Regions from separate parts of the Mus musculus genome. Here all the other regions are linked to region 3. A link is a loop called in an ENCODE intact Hi-C map of the cell type or tissue named here. Cell type or tissue: left cerebral cortex. All regions are shown on one strand.

Evidence for each region. Peaks named below come from ENCODE experiments on the same cell type or tissue, not always from the same donor. Only the 100,000 strongest peaks of a DNase experiment are listed, where the experiment ranks them.
Region 1: it touches region 3 in a loop (9-fold over the local background); 41 of 42 quality-filtered maps call a loop at or near these places.
Region 2: it touches region 3 in a loop (4-fold over the local background); 9 of 42 quality-filtered maps call a loop at or near these places.
Region 4: it touches region 3 in a loop (5-fold over the local background); 14 of 42 quality-filtered maps call a loop at or near these places.
Region 5: a loop joins it to region 3, with 3 times the contacts of the local background. A loop is called at or near these places in 41 of 42 quality-filtered maps.
Region 6: a loop joins it to region 3, with 4 times the contacts of the local background. A loop is called at or near these places in 16 of 42 quality-filtered maps.

The regions. Positions count from the first base shown.
Region 1 is chr3:31,137,663-31,141,662 of GRCm38, reverse strand. No RefSeq gene overlaps it. Among named protein-coding and RNA genes, the nearest start is that of Cldn11, 10 kb to the left of the region's middle. In left cerebral cortex, CTCF peaks have their summits at 976, 1,175 (motif pointing left), 2,437 (motif pointing right) and 2,993 (motif pointing right); DNase peaks (open chromatin) are centred at 2,429 and 3,032.
Region 2 is chr3:30,590,038-30,594,037 of GRCm38, reverse strand. No RefSeq gene overlaps it. Among named protein-coding and RNA genes, the nearest start is that of Actrt3, 7.8 kb to the left of the region's middle. In left cerebral cortex, CTCF peaks have their summits at 135 and 1,545 (motif pointing left); DNase peaks (open chromatin) are centred at 150 and 1,467.
Region 3 is chr3:31,055,153-31,059,152 of GRCm38, reverse strand. No RefSeq gene overlaps it. Among named protein-coding and RNA genes, the nearest start is that of Gm33641, 2.4 kb to the left of the region's middle. In left cerebral cortex, CTCF peaks have their summits at 1,675 (motif pointing left) and 2,374 (motif pointing left); DNase peaks (open chromatin) are centred at 1,696, 2,083, 2,276 and 2,727; H3K4me3 peaks cover 1,175 bases.
Region 4 is chr3:31,111,316-31,115,315 of GRCm38, reverse strand. It overlaps Skil (SKI-like), which reads right to left. Exons shown (of 7, transcript NM_001039090.2): 3 at 3,594-3,691; 4 at 1,814-1,908. Among named protein-coding and RNA genes, the nearest start is that of Skil, 18 kb to the right of the region's middle. In left cerebral cortex, no CTCF peak of the experiment used is centred here; no DNase peak of the experiment used is centred here.
Region 5 is chr3:31,118,724-31,122,723 of GRCm38, reverse strand. Skil (SKI-like) reads right to left here. Exons shown (of 7, transcript NM_001039090.2): 7 at 1-4,000. Among named protein-coding and RNA genes, the nearest start is that of Skil, 26 kb to the right of the region's middle. In left cerebral cortex, no CTCF peak of the experiment used is centred here; a DNase peak (open chromatin) is centred at 2,379.
Region 6 is chr3:31,601,183-31,605,182 of GRCm38, reverse strand. No RefSeq gene overlaps it. Among named protein-coding and RNA genes, the nearest start is that of Gm33886, 83 kb to the left of the region's middle. In left cerebral cortex, a CTCF peak has its summit at 1,745 (motif pointing right); a DNase peak (open chromatin) is centred at 1,747.

The DNA.
Region 1 (4,000 bases), 83 kb before region 3:
GAAACCATTTCTTCAAACGCCTTCATTGTCATTTTTTTTAGGTTTTATCATGCACGAGCACAATGCATTTTTATCATACTTACCGCTCCTTCTGTCAATTCCTCCCATGTTCCCCCAATAGCTTCCTCCCAGATTCATGCCATCTTCTATACACGCCTGTATTCTCGTAAGTATAGGGCTAACTACTTGGGCATGGACCATTGACCAGGGGATTTGTCCCTAGAGAAACTGATAACAATAAAGTATGTGAGTCCTGGGTAGAAAAATGAGAAAACAATCCAAAAAGTCCCACCGTTAGGTCCCATAGCTAAAGGCAGTAAGAACAAGGATTGTCCTTAGCTCCACAGAACACTGGTACAATGGCCAGTTGGTCAAGTTTTAAACCTTTTACTGAAAACATATGTGTTATAGCGTGACCAAAGCATCACATGCTCCGGGGAGTTCACTCCGTGCGTGATTTAGAAAGAATACACTCTGAGAGCTGGCCCCAGCGTGAGAGCACTTACGGCTCTTGCAGGGCACCTGAGTTCTGTTCCCAGCATCATTATCAGGGAACTCACAACCTCCTGTAACCCAGCTCTGGGGAAGTTTAATGCTCCTGCCCACGTGTGCACACATCCATGGGCACACATAACTTAAAACAAAAACAAGTCTTTGGAAACAAGAAATTCTGTTATTAATACTACATAGCTGTTCTGTTTTTAAAGAATAGGAAGAGGGGCTTTTGATGGCTTTTTCTGTATCTTCTTTGCTTTGCTTTTTTCCAGGATTGAGTCTCCTTATGTAAGCCAGGCTGGCTTCTAACTGGCAATCCTCCTTTCTCAGACTCTCTATACTAGGACTCCAGGCATGGCCCATCATGTCTGTAACTTCTTCCTTCTGTTTCTTACGCAAACCATTATTCTACTTTAATAGGTTATCTTGAGTGCTTGGGCACCAAGAACCAAGGAGACATTACTGCAGGGTTATTAGAAACCTGTCATGAACACCACCTCCAAAACAAGACAATTAAGAAGTAGATGAGGGCTGGAGAGATGGCTCAGTGGTTAAGAGCACCGTCTGCTTTTCCAAAGGTCCTGAGTTCAAATCCCAGCAACCACATGGTGGTTCACAACCATCCGTGATGAGATCTGGTGCCCTCTTCTGGGGTGTCTGAAGACAGCTACAGTGTACTTACATATGATAAATAAATAAATCTTTTTTTAAAAAGGAGATGAATTAAAAAGAAGAAGTGGATACTAGGCCTGCAAGATGGTACAGCAGGTAAGGACACACACTGCCAAACCTGATGACCCGAGTTTGATCATGGGGCCCATAAAATAGAAGGAGAGAACCAACCCAAGAGAGCTGTTCCCTCATCACAACACATGGGGGTGTGCATGTATGTGCATGTGTGTCTGTGTGTGTATGTATGTGCATGTGTCTGCGTGAGTGTGTATGTATGTGCATGTGTGTTTGTGTGTTTGTGTTAGTGTATATGTATGTGTGTTAGTGTGTATGTATGTGTTAGTGTGTCTGTGTGCATGTTAGTGTGTATGTATGTGCATGTGTCTGTGTGTGTATGTGTGAGTGTGTATATATGTATATGTGTATCTGTGTGCATGTTAGTGTGTATGTATGTGCATGTGTCTGTGTGTGTATGTGTTAGTGTGTATGTATGTATATGTGTATCTGTGTGTATGTTAGTGTGTATGTATGTGCATGTGTGTCTGTGTGTATGTATGTGCATGTGTATCTGTGTGTGTTAGTATGTGTGTATGTATGTGCATGTGTGTTGTGTGTATGTTAGTGTGTATGTATGTGCATGTGTGTGTGTGTATGTGCATGTGTGTCTGTGTGTGTTAGTGTGTATGTATGTGCATGTGTGTCTGTGTGTGTCTGCATATGTGTGTATGTATGTGTATCTCTGTGTGTATGTGTGTGTGTGCGAACATGAAGTAGATAATATGTAAAACCATAGTGGGTGATCAATAAGTACTAGTTCAACAAAAGGTTAGTTGGTTGGTTCTAAATTTGTTACTAAAAATGGGCACTGTTTTTTTCCTTGTTCCCCACTTCCCTTTTCGCTACAGCCCCAAAATTGGGCACTTTTTTATGTGACACAACAGAAATTTAAAATATTTCATTACCCACTACAAAATCAGAGTTTGAAATGAAAGCACCTTATTGCTCCAACTACAAGAAAGGGTCTTCACTTTGATTTTTGGACACAGGATTTCTTTGTGTAGCCTTGACTGTCCCGGAACTCGATCCAGGCTAGCCACAAAATCAGAGATCCACCTCCCTCTGCTTTGCAAGTGCTTAAGTTAAAGGCATGCACCACCAAGCCTGGCTGAGAAAAAGACCTTTAAACAGCCAAGATAGCTCTCTGTGAAGATTTTACACGCCAAGCTTAATTCCACAGAAGAAAAATCCTTGCAAAACTTAAGTTGGCCACTAGAGGGCGCTCATAGACTCCCATTGCTACTAGTTAAAAACGACTTTAAAATAACTTAGGCAGCCAGGACAGCCAGGGCTACACAGAGAAACCCTGTCTCGAAAAAAAATAAAATAAAATAACTTAGGCAAAGAAGTGTTAACAAAATATTACCAGCTTCCCTGGCAAACTCTTCTCCAGAGTAGTTGGACAAGCTAGAGCCAAAAGATTTAAAATACACATATTTTTTGACCCAACTTCTGTAACATTATCTAAGAAATTTGTAAAAAAAAAAAAAAAAAAAAAAAAATCAGTTAATGGGTTTTGTGATTTACATCTCAATAAAGGGTCAATTAAGAACTAGATATGTTGAGAGGAGGGCATAGGGAGTTCTCGGAGGGGAAACCAGGAAAGGGGATAACATTTGAAATGTAAATAAAGAATATATCCAATAAAAAAACACTAGATATGTTGTAAAATATCCTCTTATTTTTATTTTAAGTGTATTTGTGTACGTCTTATGTTCATGTATGCACAGATGTGTGCAGGTGCCCAAGGAGGCCAGAAGAGGGCACCAGAGTTCCGGAACTAGAGCTACAGGAACTTGTAGCCTCCTGACCTGAATGCAAGGAACTGAACCCTGCTGCCTGAAACAGCAGCAGCCGCTCTTCCCCACTGAGCTATCTCAGCCCACACTATCATATTCAAAGTGCACACTACTAAAAATAATTTCAATACATCTGTACAATCGGGGACTTTTTAAAATCCATCGACACATATTCGGAGAATACATACTACAATTTAACAAATAGTTCCTTTGAGCAGTGAGATTAGGGTGTTTTGTTCTCTTGCTGCTACTGCCATTGTTGCTGCTGCTGCTGGGTTTTGTTGTTGTTGTCGTTGTTTGTTTGTTTGTTTTGTTTCGTTTCATTGGTTTTTCCAAACGGGGTTTCTCCGGGTAGCCCTGCCGGTCCAGTAACTCACTCTGTCAAATAGGCTGACCTTGAACTCAGAGACCTGCCTGCCTCTTTCTCCTTGGGAAGCAGACCGTTGGGATTAAAGGCATGCACCACCACTGCCAGGTTCTTTTGGGCTTCTTAGACATTTGCTAATAAGAAACATAAGGTGTCTTGATAAATAGGAAATTCTCTTAATATTTAAGTGTGAGATACTTTAATCATTTGTAAATGTCTGTGGACTGATGAGATGGCTCCATGGGCAAAGATACTCATCACCGTGCCTCATTCCTGGATGCATAATGGTAAAAGGAGAGAATTGATTCTCATAGAGTATCCCTTGGCTTCCACACACATGTTATCACACACACCATATACACATACACACTACACACACACTATCTGTACACACATATATACACACACATGGACTATACATACACACACATACATATCACTTACACACACCATATACACATACACACTATATATACACACACATAGACTACATACACACATGTACACACACACCATATACACATCACACACACATTCATACACACAATGTTCAATGTTTGTTAGCATGTAAGTCTAGGAGAGACTCATACCCTCAGATGTCATGCAGCCA
Region 2 (4,000 bases), 470 kb after region 3:
AAAAAAAAAAAAAAAAAGTGTATGTGTGTGTGTGTACAATCTGGGAATGGGGAGATGGTTCAGTGGGTAAAAAAAACTTGCTGTTTAAGTTTGAGGACCTGAGTTCTACTCCGCAGCACCCACATGAGGCTGGACATGGTAGTGTAAACCTATGAGCCCAGCACAGTGCTGCACATGCTCTTATGGAGGTGGCAAATGGAAGCCTTCAGATCAGGGAGTCTGGCATAAACAGCAAGGTTCCAGAGAGACTGCACTAAGGTAGACAGTGATTTTTTAAAATAGCGGCTTGTGTCTGAACACAGCACACTGGGCCAAACAGTTCCACGTGTGAGACGTTTATTGGGAGAGAGAGGGGGAGGAAGGGAGGGAGGGAGAGAGAGAGAGAGAGAGAGAGAGAGAGAGAGAGAGAGAGAGACACGGCAGAAAGAGAAGGGGAAGAGAGAGAGAGAGAGAGAGGGAGGGAGGGAGGGGCGTTCCCCTTACTTATATGGAAAATGATGCAAGGCAGGTAAAGGTGGGAGGTGAGCCAAGTGGACTCTGGGAATATGGTAGCTGTTGTCTTGGTAACAGGTCTGTAGGTCGAACTGTCCCCTATGTTAAGTCATAGGTTTGGGAGGTCCTGATGCCAACAGTAGGTGAGAACAGACATCTGCACTCACACACACCCATACACACCTGTGCATTACACACACAAACATGGAAATTACTTTTTAGGCTTTAAAATTCTGGCTCCGTGTAATGGATTGAGAATTTGCCAGCATTTGTGGAGAAGACCTGTGGATACGGGAGGAACGAAGCTCTAGTACCAGCTTGACCAGTCACTGGAACATGTTCTCCGAGTAACAACTCTTTGTGCTCCTCCTCTTTTTTTTTTTAAACTTTTTTCTCTGCCTCTGCCTCTCTCTCTCTCTCCCTCTCCCTCTCTCTCTCTCTCTCTCTCTCTCACTCTCTCCCTCCCTCCCTCCCTCCCTCTCTCCTTCCCTCCCTCTCTCTCCTAATAAACCTCTCACACGTGGAACTGTTTGGCCCAGTGTGCTGTGTTCAGACACAAGCTGCTGTTTTAACAAATCACTGTCTACCTTAGTGCAGTCTCTCTGAAAACCTTGCTGTTTATGCCAGACTCCCTGGTCTGAAGGCTACTCCCAGCCTGTAGCCAAGGCTTGTCTAGAACTCACTGTGTTTATAGCTCAAACAGGATTGCAATTGGCTGCACTTAGGCTGGCCCCTAAACCCTCTTCCCCCTTTGGAGAGCCTCATGTAGTCCAGACTGGCCTCAAACTTGCTGATCAGTGGGGAATGGCATTGAACTTTGATCTTTAGTCTCTGCTTCCTAAGTGCTGATATTAAAAGGTGCACAGTACATGCCCAGGTTCGTGATGTGCTGGGCTTAGTGCTTGCTAAGCAAACATTCCCAGTCCTGAGGCTAGCCTTGAGCTCCTCAGCCTCCTGCCTGTCTCCCATTAAGTCCTTTTAAGATTAGCCCCAAACAGCGGCCTAGTTCCTGGACTGCAAATAGAAATGTCTTTTGCTCTTGCTCCATCTAGTGGTAATTTAGAGTCTCCACACTTAGAAAATTCCTACCAGTTTTGGGCCTTGATAGTCATAAGCTATGAATGGCTTTTGTTGAAGGAAGAAAAACTTCAAACCTTTTAAGGTTTGTTTGAGATAGTTTTAGTATGTACCTAGGCTTATTTTGCCTTGTGATCTTGCTTCAGCCTTTCGAGGACAGGGTTATAGGGATGGGCCACCATGGACAAAAAATTAAATTTTAAGAGAAGCCCACTGTAGTCCACTTCCTAGGTTTAAAAACTTCACTTTAACTAATGTCTTACAAGCACTACAAAGAAAAATTACAAACATTTTGGCAAAATTACTACATAATATTGGAGTAAGAAAGGGCTATTGAATTCATCCAACAACATATATGAAAACTGTTTATAGATGATAATTATGACAAATGTTACCTGTATTAGTGAGGGTTCTCTAGAAAACTAGAATCAATCTGTCTCTGTCTCTGTCTCTGTCTCTTTCTGTCTGTCTGTCTGTCTCTCTCCATCCGGAAAGGGGTATATTAGAATGGCTTACAGGCTGTGGTCCAACATTGTTTGTCTACCAAGAGAAGGCCCAATAACTCAATAACCAGTAGTTGTTCAGTCCATGAGGCTGGGTGTCTCAGCTGGTCTTTGGTATAAGGTGGAATCGTGAAGAAGGCTCCAATGCCAATGAAGGAACTTGCCAGGGAGAGGACTTCCTTTAAAACGGCTGCCAAGAGAAGGTGTGGCCTAGGTTAAAGATGGATCTTCCCACCTCAAAAGACCTAGATTAAAAGTGGGTCATTCAAGTTCAACTTATTTAATTAAGGAAGAATCCCTTACAGATGTTTTCGTTAATTCCTTGTATGATCAGGTTGACAACTAAAAATATCCATCACATCACCTATTGCTCTATTGTAGATGATAATTATGCTCAAATGTTACTATTGCTCTAGAATGTAAAAGGCTGCTTGGAGGGATTTCAATGAACTGTTGTCCTCTTTCCCCCCCCACCCCCCACCCAGTGTGTAATTATTAAAAAACAATCCATGCTATCACTGGTTACTCTCCCACCAGCAGCAGTCTCCCAGCCCCCATGACTATCCCCACGTGGCAGTCCACTCAATTTCCTGGCAGTTAGCTGGGGGCACACACACGCCTTCCCAGACATCAGTTCCCTCTGGCTAGTCTGCCACAACATACTCTAAACCCTGAGCCCTGTATAAAGAAAATTCCAGAGGCTTGTAATTTACCAGTCAGATTCATATCAGTAAATTCTCAACCCCCCAAATGCCCACACAAAGAACTCAAAACTCAATTGATATAAGCACAAGCTGCACTCCTAGATGGGGCAAATTGCCCTATGCTACTCTATTGCTCTTCTATGATATCCATAGCTACCTGTGACTCTTTTAAGCCACATGAATCAGGCTCATCTTCCTCTCTTATAAGTTCTGTCTTTCCTTTCCATCATCCTCCTCCGTCCTCCTCCCCCCCCTCCCTCCCTCCCCCTCCCTCCCTCTCCCTCTCCCCTCCCCCTCCCTCCCTCTCCCTCTCCCCTCCCCCTCCCTCCCTCTCCCTCTCCCCTCCCCCTCCCTCCCTCTCCCTCTCCCCTCCCCCTCCCTCCCTCTCCCTCTCCCCTCCTCCCCCTCCCCTCCCCTCCCCCTCTCCCTCCCCCTCCCCACCCCTGTCTATCTCTGTTTCTGTCCTGTCTGTAAAACTCTCAGCCCACCTTCCTTTTCCACTGCCCAATCACAGGCTCTAGTCTTATCTTTCACCTGCCCTCACCTGCTTATAGATGGCAATCTACATTCTCCCCCTTTGTCCAATTAAAAGGATCTTTTCTCTCAGATATAAATTGAGCACAACTATTACCATCCTGTAACTTATAAAGTTTAAGATACACCTAACACTCAGTCTATCATTTTGTCAATTAAATAAAGCTCTCTGCCAACTATTCTAACTTAAAAAAGGCTTATAATTCTATACCGATTATGTCCTGATTTAGCTTGTATATTATCTGAAAGCCATCTTCTCAAATATATATTCTCTCAATGCTAAAATAGCCTGGGTTGGTTAAGAGTCTATGGTTAGTCTTCAATTCCACCAGAATCCCAAGAGTGACATAAAAGCTACCTGAAAATATAGGATGCCTAACACAGCTTCCAGAACTGAAACAAATTGTAGAGACAGCTGCCTACCTACACAGACCCCTATTTTCAACATGTTGGGGCACCACATTGTGGCTGTTTGGCCTGGGATCACCTGGCAGACCTTTGTGATGCAGAATATGAAGGATTGGCTACCTTGTCTTGGCAGAGATAATTAGTTGACTATTCTGCAAAGTGTGTCCTTTTTCTGGATAGTAATTTTCTGTAGGTGAATAGGCAATTTTTACTCAGTGCCTACCTTGCCACAATGTACAACCTCACCTGGTAAGGTGCTCAGTTTCTTCTTTGAATTCATGA
Region 3 (4,000 bases):
GTTGTGAGCCACCATGTGGTTGCTGGGATTTGAACTCAGGACCATTGGAAGAGCAATCAGTGCTCTTAACTGCTGAGCCATCTCTCCAGCCCGCTACTCTCATTTTTAAAGGACAAAACTTTTTATGCTTTCGAGAATCCTCTGTAAGGGGACACGGCTCGTATTTTCCACTGACTCTTCACACAAAGTGCTGATCACAAAGTGGTGTCAACAACACAGCAAATCTTCAGCTTTGCTGATGAGAAGCAGCACGTTTTGCAGTCAGTTACTCTGGGCAATGGAGTAAATCACCAGTTTGAATTGAGAAGCAGCAGAAATAATCATCAGCAGGGTTAGGAAGACAAATATCCTTTCTTGGCAGCTGGTTTAAACCATTTACCTCCACCCTCCACACCATCATCTCACATTTACCAACTAAGTTTTTTTTTTTTCGAGACAGGGCTTCTCTGTGTAGCCCTGGCTGTCCTGGAACTCACTTTGTAGACCAGGCTAGCCTCGAACTCAGAACTCTACCTGCCTCTGCCTCCTGAGTGCTGGGATTAAAGGCGTGTGCCACCACTGCCCGGCACTTACCTACTATTAACACAACCACTAGCGCGGTAGCCCAGTTGGCAAGTCACCGGGTAGGCAAGCCTGGCTGCCAAAGTTCTAGCCCTAAACACACAGTGAAGCAGAGAACCACCTCCTGCAGGCTGTTCTGACTGCTGCATGCACACCTCGGCATGCTCAAGCCCACACCTACGCACACACGCCTTAACGATTAAACATTTAAAACCCCAGCCAATGCTTCTAAAATCATGTGGGATTTTTTTTGGTAAGTTTTATATATATATAATGAGTGTGACTGTTTTATATATGTCCACCCCATGAATGGCAGGTACATAGGTGAGACAAGGGCGTCAGACCTCTTAGAACTGGGATTGCAAATGGTCATGAGCCACCATGTGGGTGCTGGGAACTGAACCCAGGTCCTCTGTAAGAGCGATGAGTGCTTTTAATCAGTGTCAGCTTAAGCCATATTGTTTTCATATGGTTGTTTAGTTGGTTATTTTTCTATCAGTCCCAGGGATTCAAATTAGGGCCTCACTATAGCCCCTGCTAAATCATGTTTATGAATGACAATCTGAGTGTCTGAATTTATAGGTTAAATCAATAAAGGACACCACTTTAATGTCCTGTAACGTTTGATATAACTAAGTTCCTGTGCACATTAATAACCGAGTCAACTTTAATTTTATTTGTATTTATTTATTTATATTGATTTGAGACAGGACCTCGTTTAACCAGACTGAGATTAGAGGTACCTGCTGTGGCTGCCTCTGCCCACCTTAGTTTCATTATCAACTAGAAATATTCTTCTTCATAGGAGAAACATGGCATACTTAAACCCTCACATATATTTCCTCACAAAGGAGGTTCTCACTCATAGTCCATAAAGATAACATAGAGTTACAGTACCTACAGAGGGAAAGAATCCTACTTAAGTCAAACTCCAAAATAACTTAGATTTCATTCTGAAGATCAATTTGTATAGTATATTGAGTCGATTAAAATCGAGACACAGATGAACACCGATAAAATCCTGAACTTCTTGGTCACTGGCTACTTGCGGGTGAGTTCAGACCGCTTCTGCAGGGTAACTCTGACCATCATTAGGCAAGAGACTGACCCCTAGTGGTGAGACATAGCATCATCATTCAGCCAACCAGGGCCAAAGTTGTCTGTCCCACTTCCGATCTCCTACAAGCCCAAACCACACTGCTAGGGAGAGACCATTTTAACCCAGGAAATACCTCCTACATAAACGCATGCGTATGCTTTAAAAAAAAATTCTAAATCAACTTTTCTGCAACACATTTGTTCATAGTATCAAACAAAAAATTCCTTAAAATTGCACTTTTCCAACTCCCGTAGAACTTATGTTGCCTCCTCTCAGACTTGCAGGGCCACAGTGGAGCGCCGATTTACACCTCCCCCTCCCCGCCCTCCCCCACACCAGAACCCCGCTGCTGCTGAGAAAAAACAGTTTTCACTCCTCCCTCCCTACACAGCAAAACATGGAACCTGCTAGAGCCGGAGGGATCTTCCACATTCCGCTCCGTGCCGCCGTGCCAGCAACTCTCACCGTAAATGTATCAAATGTATCTGTTTTCCACCTCGGCTGAAAAGCTTGCTTGCTTGTTTGTTTGTTTGTTTGTAGTGGGCAACAGTTAATGTGAACTCAAATTTCACCGTGCTAAGAATAAACGATAGGTGGGGGCTGGAGAGATGGCTCAGCGGTTAAGAGCGCTGACTGCTCTTCGGAAGGTCATGAGTTCAATTCCGGACATGGTGGCTCACAACCATCCATCCGTAACGAGATCTGACGCCCTCTTCTGGAGTGTCTGAAGACAGCTACGGTGTACTTACATATAATAAATAAATCTTAAAAAAAAAAAAAAAAGGTGTATTCAGCCATAAAACTTGGACATCTATGTCAATACTCTATCCCAAGGAGTAAAATGCTCTGTCGAACTTGACCTGGCTACTGTACTCATGCACCCGGTTGCTGTGGCTGCCTGCCGGTAAGACTTGCACAAAAATGAAACCAAATTCCAAAATGAATTGGGGCGCGCGTGCGCGCGGGGGGGGGGGGTTGCCTCAAGGTCCCACTCCTAGGGAAGGACCTACCGGCAGCTGGTGGTTGCTGAGGGAAGGGGGGTCATTTTTTAGCGTAGCTGCTGGTAGTTTGCTCTGTGGTCCTGTGGATGGCTCCAGAGCCCTGTGCACAGGGGCAGCTCTGATTGGCTATGAGTTATGAAGGGGAGGAAGACAAGTAGGGATCTAGCTGCAGCGAGGAGGGGGTCCAGTTAGAGCTGAGATGGAATATGGAGGGTGGATGAACAAAATACATTGTACAAACGCATGGAATTCTCAAATAAAAACAGTATATTTCGGGGGCTGGTGAGATGGCTCAGTGGGTAAGAGCACCCGACAGCTCTTCCGAAGGTCAGGAGTTCAAATCCCAGCAACCACATGGTGGCTTACAACCATCGGATCACAAGATCTGACTCCCTCTTCTGGAGTGTCTGAAGACAGCTACAGTGTACTTACATATAATAAATATTTAAAAAAAAAAAAAAACCAGTATATTCTAAAACCTCCCAATCAATGCACGAACTAAACTTTTAAGCTTAAAATAAGGAAAGTTTAGAAAAACATCAAGGTTGACACAAAAACATAAGGGTTGCTTCTCAGCCGTGTATGTGTGAAGCGATGGGCCCAATCTTCAACAATATGAGCAAAAATCAAACCATACAGTAAAACTGAGTCAGACCATTCACAAATACAGCTCCTGCGGTACACGGGAACATCTGTGTTAGGGAAAACCTTAGTGATAAGAAAAGAAAAAAAAAAAAAAAGGTTGCTTACATTTTCTCCAGGGGCTACTTGGGCAAGCTCTAGGCCAATGAGAAACCCTAGCTTAACAACAAAAATAACAAAAGAAAAAGATGGACCCGAGGATCACTTGAGACTGTCTGAGGCCTGTGTACCACAAGCACACCCAAAATTCCAAAGTTACGTTTTTGCAATATATATTTTATTCTTAAGTATTAATATAAAGTCAGAGAACTACTCACAAAGTTCTTACGAAAAATTTCAAACTTTTATTCATGAGGAGACAATGATGCTTGGCACTTGTGTGGTGGTCAAAGGACAACTTCCAGGAGTGGCTTCCCGACTTCCACCATGTGGATCCCAGGGGTTCCACTTTCGTTGTGAGGACTGTTGACAAGGGCCCGCACTACTGAACCATCTCACCCCTAAGTAACTCCAAGACAAGGCCTTCTATCATAAGTTGATCTGGAATTCTGAATACAGCCAAGGAGACTCTTGAACTCCTGATCCTCTGGTCTCCCAGGTTAGCACTTGGGATTTCGTGTTTGCCACCGTGCCCAGCTTGCGATAAGTTTTAGATTCTAGTACTAAAAACCCAGCGCCTTCCTTTTTTATTTTAAAC
Region 4 (4,000 bases), 56 kb before region 3:
CCAGAAAATCATGTATGATTTTTATAAACGTTCATCAGTCATAAGTCCAAATTACTCGAGACACTGTATCATAACCACTGCAATGACTGTACTCAGAATAGACAGGTCCAAGTGTTGACAGATGTGCAGACATGGAAACCTCTGTGGACTGCTGAGAAATTCACAACCGTGTACCTACTATGGAACAGCCTAACAGTCTCTCGAAAGATTAGCAGTTATACAGCCCAACACATTCTAACACTAAATATAGACTAACAAGAACTGGAAATGTATGTCCACTCTAAAACTTGCATACAAGCTGGCAGTATTCTTCATAATAACTGCACAGGGAATACAATGCAAAACATCTACTGCCTGAAGAGGGGCTACACAAAACACACATAGCCACAGAAAACTTTAAGTTCTTTTCTTAAAAGAAATTGTTCCTGCCAGAAACACAGTAGAGAAAACCATCCTAGTAAAAGAAGTCAGCCCTCAAAGCCACACATTGTCCTTCTTGTTATCTACACTGTCCAGAATAGGCATATCCATAAAGACCACATACAGTCACAGAGCTAAAGGGGAAGAAGGGCTGACTGCTGGAGGGTGGCAGGAATCAGTACAGGAGCCAGGACAATGCTCTGGGACTAAAGAGCTGTGACGCTGTTCACGACATGGCGGTTACACTAAAGACAATCACATTGTACACAAATGTACCTCAGTCAAGTTTTTTTGGTTTTGTTTCTGTTAGTTGTGTTTTGCCTGTGTGGTGTATATTGCATATCACGTGTACACACATGTGGTACCAGCAGTGGTCAGAAGAAATTGGGTCCCTTGAAACTAGAGTTTCAGGTAAGTTGTGAGCCACCGTGTGGGTGCTAGGAACCAAACCCAGGTCCTCACCAAGTGCCCTTAACCACTGAGCCATCAAGCCAATCCCTTACATTTCTTTTTTATCATTAAAAAAATTAATTAGAAGTCAAACAGAATGCAAATGTTATAATAATATATGAATCATTACTATCATAGTTCAATTCAGAGGAAACTGAGTCACAGCAATAACAACTCAAATACAGGAAGCTGTCACACTGTATGAAGACAGGAGACAGCAGGACTACAGGATGGAGACCCGTGGGGATGCTAAATTACTTCCACTGCACTGCACTGAGCAAGGCCAATGGCCCAGGGTCTATCTTCATGCACACCTCTCCTATGGTCTACAGTATTTGAGAAAGCATAGGAAACATGCAAGTTTTCTCCGAGGTACCAGCCAGCACCAGCACCAATGTCATCTGCCCGTCCCAACCTTGCTTTACTGTCTTGAACCACGAGTCCAATGTTAAATACAATTAACATCAGGTAAGTGGCATGCATCTCCGTTCACAGGAAAAAAAAACAAAACAAGAAGGAAAACGAGAAACAGCAAAGCTATGGGATTCTACCAAGGAGGCAGTGAGACATCACTGCACTGAAGCTGTTCCCCGCCCTCTCATGGCCCTCCATAGGCTGACAGCATTCTAGAAAGCTCAACCGAGGTGCAGAGAAACCACCCAGAGTTTTCAAAGTTAGAACCGTTTTAAAGTAAAAGCTGTGGTTCTATAGGGGAAATTGCCTTAAATATAAAATGCTTTAAAAATACTGAATAAATGGGTTTCTTAACTAGCTGATTTTAAAAATATAACTTCTGAATACTTACCTAAACAACTGTATAATTCTCTACTGGTTTTTAAATCCATTTTCTCCTGCTCCTCAAGTGAGACGTCTGGGTAAGACACTGTTTTTTGATGCTGACTACTCTCATGAGGCTTTTCTGACTGTTTGGAGGTGGACTTACTTGTCTCTGCCTTGGTGGCCTCTTTAGACTGGGACGCAGCAGATGTGAGCGACACATTCGGTGCAACCACTTTGTCACACATGTACAGGTAGTAGCTGGGGCAGAAAGGAAAAACAAACACACATTACGTCATACTGAAATTTGAATTGAGACTTGACGTCGTTCTGACCTCAGTTCTCAGCTACTAGAATAACCAATGTAAACATACAAAGAATACAGGCCACGGAAAAGATTTCTTAGAAAACAAAGTTCATACTTAAGGACAGTAAAACTGAGGGATTTTTGATAGTTTGAGAGTAATTTCAAACACTAAAAAAAAAAAAATTAGAAAGCAAAAGTGAGTCTCTTCCCCTTTCCCACAAACCACCTGACAATTCAAAGCATGAAACACCCAGGTATGATACCTCACATTTATAAGCCAAGACTTAGGACTGCCACGAATTCAAAGTTAGCCTGGGCAACAGAGGAAGCTCCAGGCCTGCTTCCCTGGGCTATATATAGTAAGACCCTTTCTCAAAGCTCAACTAACTACAGGCATGAAGCTCTGGAGTCTCTGCAGCTCGGCTGGTGAGGTCTCAGGGACCATATCTACCTCAGAGAGAGAACAGGTTCTGGGAATAGTGCCCTTGCATCAAAACTCATAGAATGATCTCCTAAAAGTATTAATAAAGTAGCAATAGTATTAAAGCTAAAAAGGACAACTACTGATTTTTCTCAAAGTTCGTGTAACTTTGAGCTTATTGGGTTATCTGTAAGTCTCACATAACAAACTTGAACTATTGAACACAGTTTGATCTATAAATCTAGGTAACCTTCCAAGAAAGGAGGCAGCCCCTTATCTAGCACTGCCACCCCTTTTACAGCTCATTCTCTTTTTCTTTTTCTAATTCGTCCCCACTCCCCCTCTATTTTCCTTTAAAGGGGGTGGGGGGCGCAGACCTCCCAGGGTATCCACTGAACGTGGTATAACAAGCTACAATAAGACCAGCCTCACATCCAGGCTGGACAAGACGACCCAGCAGAAGGAAAAGGGTCCCAAGTGCAGGCAGAAGAGGCCGATGTCCCACGTTCTCTTTGTAGGATACCTATGTTACTACTCTTTATTTCTGGGTCTGAACACTTGGTATTCTAATTAAAAATTAAACAATCTTTCATGGACTTAATAGTGCCCAAAAGGCTTATTAAGAAACTGTATGATGGTGATTGTGTGCTGTGTGAATTTTACGGTTCAGACTGACAACTAGGATTTTTATTGAAATATACGCTCTTGATTGTGAAGGATGTAATTACTATAAAATCTCCAAGTTTCACAACCGATTGTTTTTAAAATTACTATGCAGGGGTAAACATCTTTAATCTCAGCACTCAGAAGGGAGAGACTGGTAGAACTCTGAGTTTGAGACCAACCTGAGCTACATAAGGAGGCCAGTCAGGGTTAACAAACAAACAAACAAACAAACAAACAAAAAGCAAAGTAACACTTTCAACTCTTGAAGAGTCAATTTACCTCTTAAAGGTAAATAAAATAAACTATTCAATTTCTACTTCAAGATAGAAGTTTTATATACACACACAAAAGGTGCATTCAATCCCAATGTTCTTGCCTAAAACAATTCTGAATCATCAAAGGTAATTAGTTAACAAGGAAAACCTAAAGGGAGGTGACTTAAGTCTTAATTCCCAGAATTGCATCCGTTAATAAACAGATAAACAAGCCAACTGAGAAACAAAGAAGCAAACCACCACTGGACAAGCAAACAAATGAAGAAGGCTCACTCACCTGGGGTGTAAAAATGAATGTGTCTGGGGAACATGGTCACCTTCCTGTTTTATAACAGGATACCATGATGGCAATTCCATTCCCGATGGTGTATCTGTCTGTAGGAGTACATAGAAAGGTACATTATTGAGAGGAAAAGATGGTTTCTCTTTGTTGAATATGGTTCAAGGGACAGAACCCAGGGAGTAAATCCAGGGCCTTGTCCGTGTTAGGCAAACACTCTAACCACTGGGCTTCACAGCCAGCTCTCCTTTGGCTAATCTTCTGTCTACTTGATAGGGCTGCAGAACAAGCAGTCACATTTCTAAGGCTCAGCTTCTACTAAGAGCGCTCCCACAGTGCTATGTCTCACTCTGAAACTTAAAGACTGCTACTTCTGGTCACAACTCACAATACGCACATTCAAA
Region 5 (4,000 bases), 64 kb before region 3:
AGGCACCAGCCATTCACATGGTAAACATACACACATGCAGGCATTCGCACACATAGAAACAGACCTGCTAAATAAATGAAAGGAAAATGTCCATCGTAGGGGAACAGGAAAGTTAGCAGTTGATATCAAGATGACTTGAACCAAACTTCATTGGCATTAAAAGTTTTTATTGGGAATATCATCCAATCTATACAAGTTATGTACAAGGCATGAAAATGGCAAACATCTCAAAATACAATTGAGGTATAAGCCAAGAGCACAGTATGTCATGTTTCAATAAATATAATCCAAAATTTGTAAACTAAGTAACCAGATAGATGAGTCTTTTTTTTTTAGTAAAACCATATAAAATATTTATTTCACGTGAGGTAGAGGACAGTTTTGTGTGTCATGTAATGCAACCAACCACAGCAATTTTAATCATAAAACTATATGCATTGGCAAAATTATCAATTATGCTCAATGTAGCTAATTTGTTTCAGTAGTTGCAGAAGGGACCATTCACTTACTGCCTTCACAGGTTAGAAACTGAGGAATAATTGAACTATTACACTGCCTTAAAATTACCAAGGTAAGTCCTTCCAGCAGAGAAACTAATGGTGACTACATTTATCCCAAACTCTAACAACTCAAAAGATGTCCTAGGTTTAGCAATTATTTTAATGGGGTTTTCATGAGAATTACTTTAAATGTGCTGTGCTTTCTTTATTCTCAAGTGAGGTATCTTATATTGAAGAAAAAAATCTTATAAATTTCTTTTATACTAAACTAACTTTAAACACTATTTTGTTTTCTGGGCTTAATTTTAAAATGTTTTATAGTTGATCACTTTCTAATTCCAAAACTGTAGCACTATATAAGACATTTAATCCTATTTCTAAACAAGCTTCAAATTGTATTATATATTTTAAAAGCCATTTAAGTGGGAAGATTAAAAAAGACTGTCCTTTTAAACAAGATACAATACAAAATGTCCATATATGTTTTTTCTTCCAATAGTGGAAATGCTTAAGTATTTTACACTAGAAAAAAAAAAAAAAAAAAAAAAGGTAAGCTCTGTTTACATATCTCAGTTCCACAAGTAAATACATAATGCAGCAGTTCATGTCACACACTGCTGATTGCTTCCATGGAACCATTAACAAGTAGATCCAAGTTCAGGAGCACATGTACATAGCATGAACACAATTTACCATCAGTTTGTAACGTCCTGCCCTAAAGAGTAAATGCATAACAAACAAAAACACACATCCTTCCCTCCTCACTCAGAGCACGGCATGTGGGGCAGGCCTTCCAGAGGGGATGCAGACCCCCAGGACCAGCTTTGCAGCTCCTGCTAGGGAAATACCTCGGGCACAGTTCCTATTACTTGTGCTTCCTTTTCATTTTGCTTTTCTGCAGACAGGAACCAGAGACACACAGACTGGGCGCTTCACGGACTCTGAAGGATGTGGAGAGCCTGCAAACACCTCAGTTACTGGTTCACTGACTTCGGTCTGCACATAAACTTCACTATGTACAAATCAGGTTTTTCATTACTCCTTCCCACCCCTGTACAAAAGATTTTACATATAAACAGGTTATATATTAAATATGTTATAAAATTAGCTCAAGAAGCATAAAACATCCTTATCTTCAAAAAACACAAGAGATTCAAGCTAAAGACTATACTTCAAAACTGTTAAAGCCCGAGCCAAACCTAAGTTGGTAGAATCTTTCGGTGCTCAGTCTCAGCTGTGATTGGCAGGTGGTTTGTTTAAACTCCTCCTTGATGGCACAGGAGCTTCCACACTTAAGTACTTGGTGCAAAGCCCTCAGTCTGGACCACAGAGAGAGACCACCCATAGCAACGTCAGTCTTTGCTCAGTATGAAAGCTAACGCTGTGTTTCTTCCACTCCTAAACATAGTTTCTCAGAATAAATGGTCTCATTCCTCCCTAAACAGAGTATGGACTCTGAAGGAAAATCTGCTTGCCTAGTGAACTTGGCATAGCACACGAGACCTCACACCAAAGCCAACCTTACGAGAGCAACCAGCACACAGAATGAGCATGCACGAAGTAAGCTTCATCTGGATATTTTAGCAGAGGTCACTTGTGGGGTATTACAGAATGTCAAAGGTGGTTTTCAAGCTATATGATGCAATGTAAATTAAAGTTACTTTCAACAGCAGTAGATATGCTATTTACAGTTGATTAAAAATTGTAAGGAAGTTTAGACAGAAAACGATGGCACATCATTTCATCTTCTGGAAAGTGAAGACTACCGCTCAACAATGTCACGAGGCAAGTTTCAAGACTAGAAGAATCACACTTATAAGCAGCACCCAAGCAGAACACTTCTGAGTCTGTCAGAAAAATAAATGGTGCGAGTCCTTGAGTGTGCCTCCCACGCAGCCAAGCTGGGGTACAATGGACTGACTACTAAGCTAAGGCGGCTTTACAGGTGCCCGTGGCTTCCTCCCTCCAGATCTAAATACAATGACATACATGGTCCCTGTGCCACCTATCGTGCTTCTCCCAAGGTTACAGAAGTCACCACACTAAATTATAGAGCAGAGTAGAATAAATCCACAGTAAGGTCACAATATATTTAGAAAACAAACTCCCGTTTGGAAAGTAGAAAAGTATCTTTTAAACAAGTATTATGAAACAAAGTATGACCATAAGCAGGTATGATAACCCAGGGCTCCGATGTCTTACCGCATGGAGGACAGTGACAGCCAAACTCCAAGTTGTTCCTAAGCACAGATCTCAAGTGCATGTAGCGCTATGAGACAGCCCGGGGCACACGCAACAGAAGATAATGCCAGGGCTGCTTTCAGAAACATCCCTAAAACCTGCACAGGGCCGGTGGTGGCAGAGCTCAGGCCTGTCGACCCAGTACTGTGGGCAGAGGCAAGAGGATCCCTGCAAAGTGGTGGCCAAACAGAACAAAACCAAAAAATTACAAAGTTCCCCGAAAATTTTCCCTAGCAAATTTCAAGCCAAGCATCTGCTAATGTGAAATTCGGTGATAAAAACATCAGACTTTATGTGCAAAAAACAAAAACAAAGAAAAGTGCAAAGGCTGCCCTTCCCCAAATCACGGAATTCATTTGTCATCTAAAATTCCTGCTAGTAGCAGATACTTCAATTGTGGACTGTTAACCTACCACATATTCTTAGCTGACTGTAAATTCCTGATTTTAAGATTAAAGAGTCATAATGGTCCATTCGTGCAAGTTTTAAGATAACATTTAAACATACAAAAGTCCAAAATAATCTTCAAGATATTTAGTATTTTATAATTTAAAAGAAAAAAATCCATTATATAAATTTCATAAGACCTTTGTAAGACTACATATAAAACTGTACAAGAAGATTATGAGTTACATAGGAACCAACGTACATCAGTGGAATCCATTTTCCTCGTGAGCATGAATGAGTACTTCCACACCACTGTTAACAGGAAAAGTTCAGAAATCATTTTAATTTTCTGAAGTCTCACACACACAATCTAGAGATAGTCACTCTTAAACAGAAAGACAAATTACAACTGCTTCTTGTGTGCAGCATCAGGGCACAGCAAAGGCTGCCCCTCCCCTCCACACACACACACTGTTTGTTAGGGAGGTGGTACTATCATTCCATCAATCAAATTCCTCTAGGAGGAAACAGAAGAAACCCACTCTACAACCTGAACAAATTAACAACCGGCTTCCCAAGAGTCTGTAATGAGAAGGATACAAAATAGCTTTGTATCATAAACATTACCTCTGTATCTAAGCTGAGCCTGAAATATTGCATACCATGGACACAGGTACTCTCCACCACAGACTGCAGCTTTGGAAAGTATGCAACTGTTAGAAATACAGGTAGACTGACCACAGGCTCAAATTACACAGGTTATTATTACCAAGCCCACTGGAAAAGTACAAAGAAGCATACATTTTCATTCATTTGGAAATGGAAAATTTTGTATTAATATATAATCTTCACTTTTGCTGCCATACAAATGA
Region 6 (4,000 bases), 550 kb before region 3:
AGATTTTACCTCAGATCAGTCCCCAAGGCCATCCCACTGAAACAACTGCAGCTCCTTATATTGAGTGAGAAGGAATATACTTTGTTCTTTTTGTGGGTGTGTCAGCATTCTTGATTTTGTGCTCAGACAGAATTCTGAATTGCTTCGTCTTATTGCTCTGCTGCTTCACAGTTATCATGCCTGTGTCTGCAGGGCAGGTTTTATGAAAAATGCTGTGTTTTACAGAATATGTGGATGTAGCTGGAAGTGTCAAGCTATCTCCTAGCTGCTTTTCTGTCTCTCAATGGCTAAGCACCAATAAATTGCAAACAGTACAAAAACAAAACAAATGAACACACAATTAAAAAGAAAAAAAAAAAAAAAAACAATCTGACAAGCAAAAAGGAAGTTCAGGGCTAAAGTCTCCTTAGTTGGAACTAGGCCAGGTGTCCTTCCCAAAGCCAATCCTGAGAGTAACCAATGAGCTTAATCCAGTCGTGGCATGACTCTGGAGTAGACAGGGCAGGTGGAGTGTCTCCCCTACCCCCACCATGTGTAAAGTGGGAGAGGTAGCCCTCCCTAAGGAAACAAGGGCCCATTCATTTTCACTCGAAAAAACTGTGAATGCTAAAATTTAGATGAAAATATTAAGGACCCATAACAGTGAAAACATATTGAACTGGAGTACAATGGGAGAAAACAGTGTGCCCAATTTCAAAACTTGTTACCCAGGAACATGAATCAAGACCATGTAATGTTTGTGGAGACATAGAGAGAAATGAACCATTGATGGAGATAAAATTGATTACATATTTAACTTCTAGATTAAGAAATGAGGACAAACTTACATCACTGAATTTGAGCTTTGAAAAAAAAATATATATATGGAAAGTTTTACACACAATAGGGTAGAAGGTTGGAAAGATGGCTCATTGCACAGTGCTCTTGAAAACCTGGGTTTTGTTCCCAGATACACCTGGCATCTCATGATCTCTAGCTTCTGGGGATCTGGTGCCTCTGACCTCTGGATACAAACTGGTACGAGTCCCTATACCCACACACAGGTACTTACACATCAGTAAAAATAATAATCAATTTTTAAAATTAAAGTAATGGTATGAAAGATCCCTACTGTGCAAATGGGCAAACTAATGTTTCTTTGGTGTCAGAGACTCTAACGCCCTGACAACAGATGTGCTCACCTGCAGTGGGTTCTGGTTTCCTCTGTGCAAACGATGTCTGCTGCCTTGGAATTTACTTTGGTCTAATCCAAGATGCACAATGAAACCACTCCAAGCACTCAAGCTGGGCCTCTCCCTGATAAAGTGTACAAGAATATATCAGACATATTTTTTTCTTTCTTTCTTTTTCTTTTTTCTTTTTTAACATTCTTAGATGGGTCTCAGATACGGTACAGGATCCCTCGTTTTGATAAATTCTAGTGCCCTTTCCTTCCCTGATTCTCCAAATCAGAAAGTTAAGCGTTTAGGTTCCGGTGTGTAGGCAAACGGGGACCAGGGAGTGGACATGAGCTTAGGTAGCTGATGGTCAGGTAGGGAAGAAACGAGTATGTCATAGTCCAAAGCACGGAAAAGAGAAGCTCTTAAAAGAACCATATAGGGTATTTTAATCCCATATAACTACAAAAAGGAGGCATCCAAAATGGCATGAAAATATGTTCACCTGTGCGGACTGCCTGCACATGCCATTTTGCTAACATTTTGTAATGATTACTCCAGGACACACAGGGGATGCAACTACACGTTCTGCCACTAGATGGCGGGATAGCTTTGCTGCAGCACATTTTTGTGCTGCAGAAGATGGTTGAGACTTAATTTTGAAGAGAGACAGGAAAGAATTGTTTATAAAAGTGCGTGCCACTAAAGTTTTTTAGAATAGCCATGTTATTTCAGACACTTGAATCTCGAGTCGTTCATCTGGTTGGCTTTGCTGCAGATTTAAGAATATTTCCTTTTTTGCCTTTGACTCCTTTCAAAAATGTCTTGAGTCACTATAATAATGAGAATAATTAATAATTAATGGGGAATAATGAGAGACACTAGTTGTATTATTCCAGGATTTTATAGTCCTATCAGGCTCTTCCAAACATATTTTCTTAGTTTCTATCTCAGGTATATGAAGTAGGTTATTAATATTTCTCATTTGTTTTCTAGCCAAGAAATATCAGAGAATTCAAAGGGCTTGCCTAAAGCCTCACAGACAGTAAATATTAGGCTTAGCATTTGACTTGCAGGTGTCCAGCTCTAAGACCTAAGTGTGTTGGCTCTGGAGACTGCTGCCGATCACTAGTCTAGAGTAAACGCACAGATGTGATCTGCCTTTGCAATCCTTCCCTTGGTAGAATCTTCACAGGTAACAATGACTCCTAGTTTCCGACTGTCTCTAAAAGTCAACCTTCAGAGTCACCTTCACTTGCATCCTGGTCTCTATCCTATACATCTAGTTGAAAATCAAGTAGTCAGAGAAAGAATATCTGCCTACAGGACACCCCTACAAGAGACCTCCTGCCAATACTGACTAACCTTGTGCTACATAATAAACACATTGAGTTTCTGGGTTGCATAGTAGGTCCCCTCCATCATCATGAGCACATGCCACCTGATTCTAGCTTTTCTCTGTATCTGCTGTTTCTTCATTCCTGGGTCACTTCTGTCAGGTTTCCAGGACCAAGCTACATAGGATGTGGTAGCCTGGAGTGCTTTGTGTTAAATACATTTTTAAAAAATATTATGTATTGCTTAAATGATTTTATTCTTATTTAACAGTCCAGTACATTAGATTAAGCTAATAAATATGCATGCAAATCAATGATGTCATGTGTAAGCATTGATTTTGGATGATAAAAGGTAAATATGAAGTCCAGAATAGAGAAGAAGGAATTTGTGGCTTTGTAGGGTTGAGAGCCACTGCTTTGCTCCCTATTTCTCCCAACAAGGCAACAACCACTTCCTTTCTTCAGACACTTTTCTCATCGTGGAGTATGCGTCTCTAATGAGCACTGAGTGCCAGCATTCTAGTGAGTTCTTACCTCCCTAAAGGTTTCCTGGACCGACTGGAGTATCTTTGATGACTGTCCAACCCAATGCAGATCACAGCAGCAGATTTTTGCCCCTCTGTTTGTTTTTCTGTGGAAGAAAATTCACACCTCTTCCACCACAGTGTTAAGGATTAAATGAGAGGACACCACAAAGGGACCACTCACAGTCAGCCTTAGGACTATCCTCTTGGTCTTTTAAAACTCACTACTTCTTTAGATTAAATTCTTAGGTCTGTTGTTGCACGTGGAAGAAGTGGGGTAATGTATGATAACCCCTCCCCAAAGAGGTTTCCAGAAGGGTTTTATTTTTAAGACTATCTTTGATTTATTCTTTGACATTTTCACACACATTTACAACATATCTTGATCATATCCACACCAATGCCTTTCTGTCCTCTCATGACCTCCAACACACCCCTTCCATCTTACTGTCTCCTCTCCCAATTCTGTGACTTGCTGAGCCCTCTTAGTGAGTCCTTTGGAAGGTAGGCTGACCATGTTGACTTGATCTTGTGCAGAGCAGCATAGATACTGTATCTGGAAGGGTTTTAACATCCTCTAATGTGGTCTCCGTGATGGTCAGTGGGCAATGTACCTGCCACCAAATCTGTGGGCCTGAGTTTCATTTTCCAGCCTCATATAGTTGGAAGAAAGTACCAACTCCCAAGAGTTGTCTTCTACCCTATATTAGCATCCCATGGTACACATGTCTACACACAAAGATAGATAGATAGATAGATAGATAGATAGATAGATAGATAGATAGATAGATAGATAGACAGGCACATCCACACACCCACACACACTCAAACACAACCACAGAAATAAATAAATATTTATTAAACTTTTTAAAAAGTCAATTGATCATTCTTCCAGGACAGTATGAGATTGTCAATTTTACTAAAATTTTCAGATTTGGATGTAAGTTAATAATATATAAATTATAAATTTAATAAATAAAAT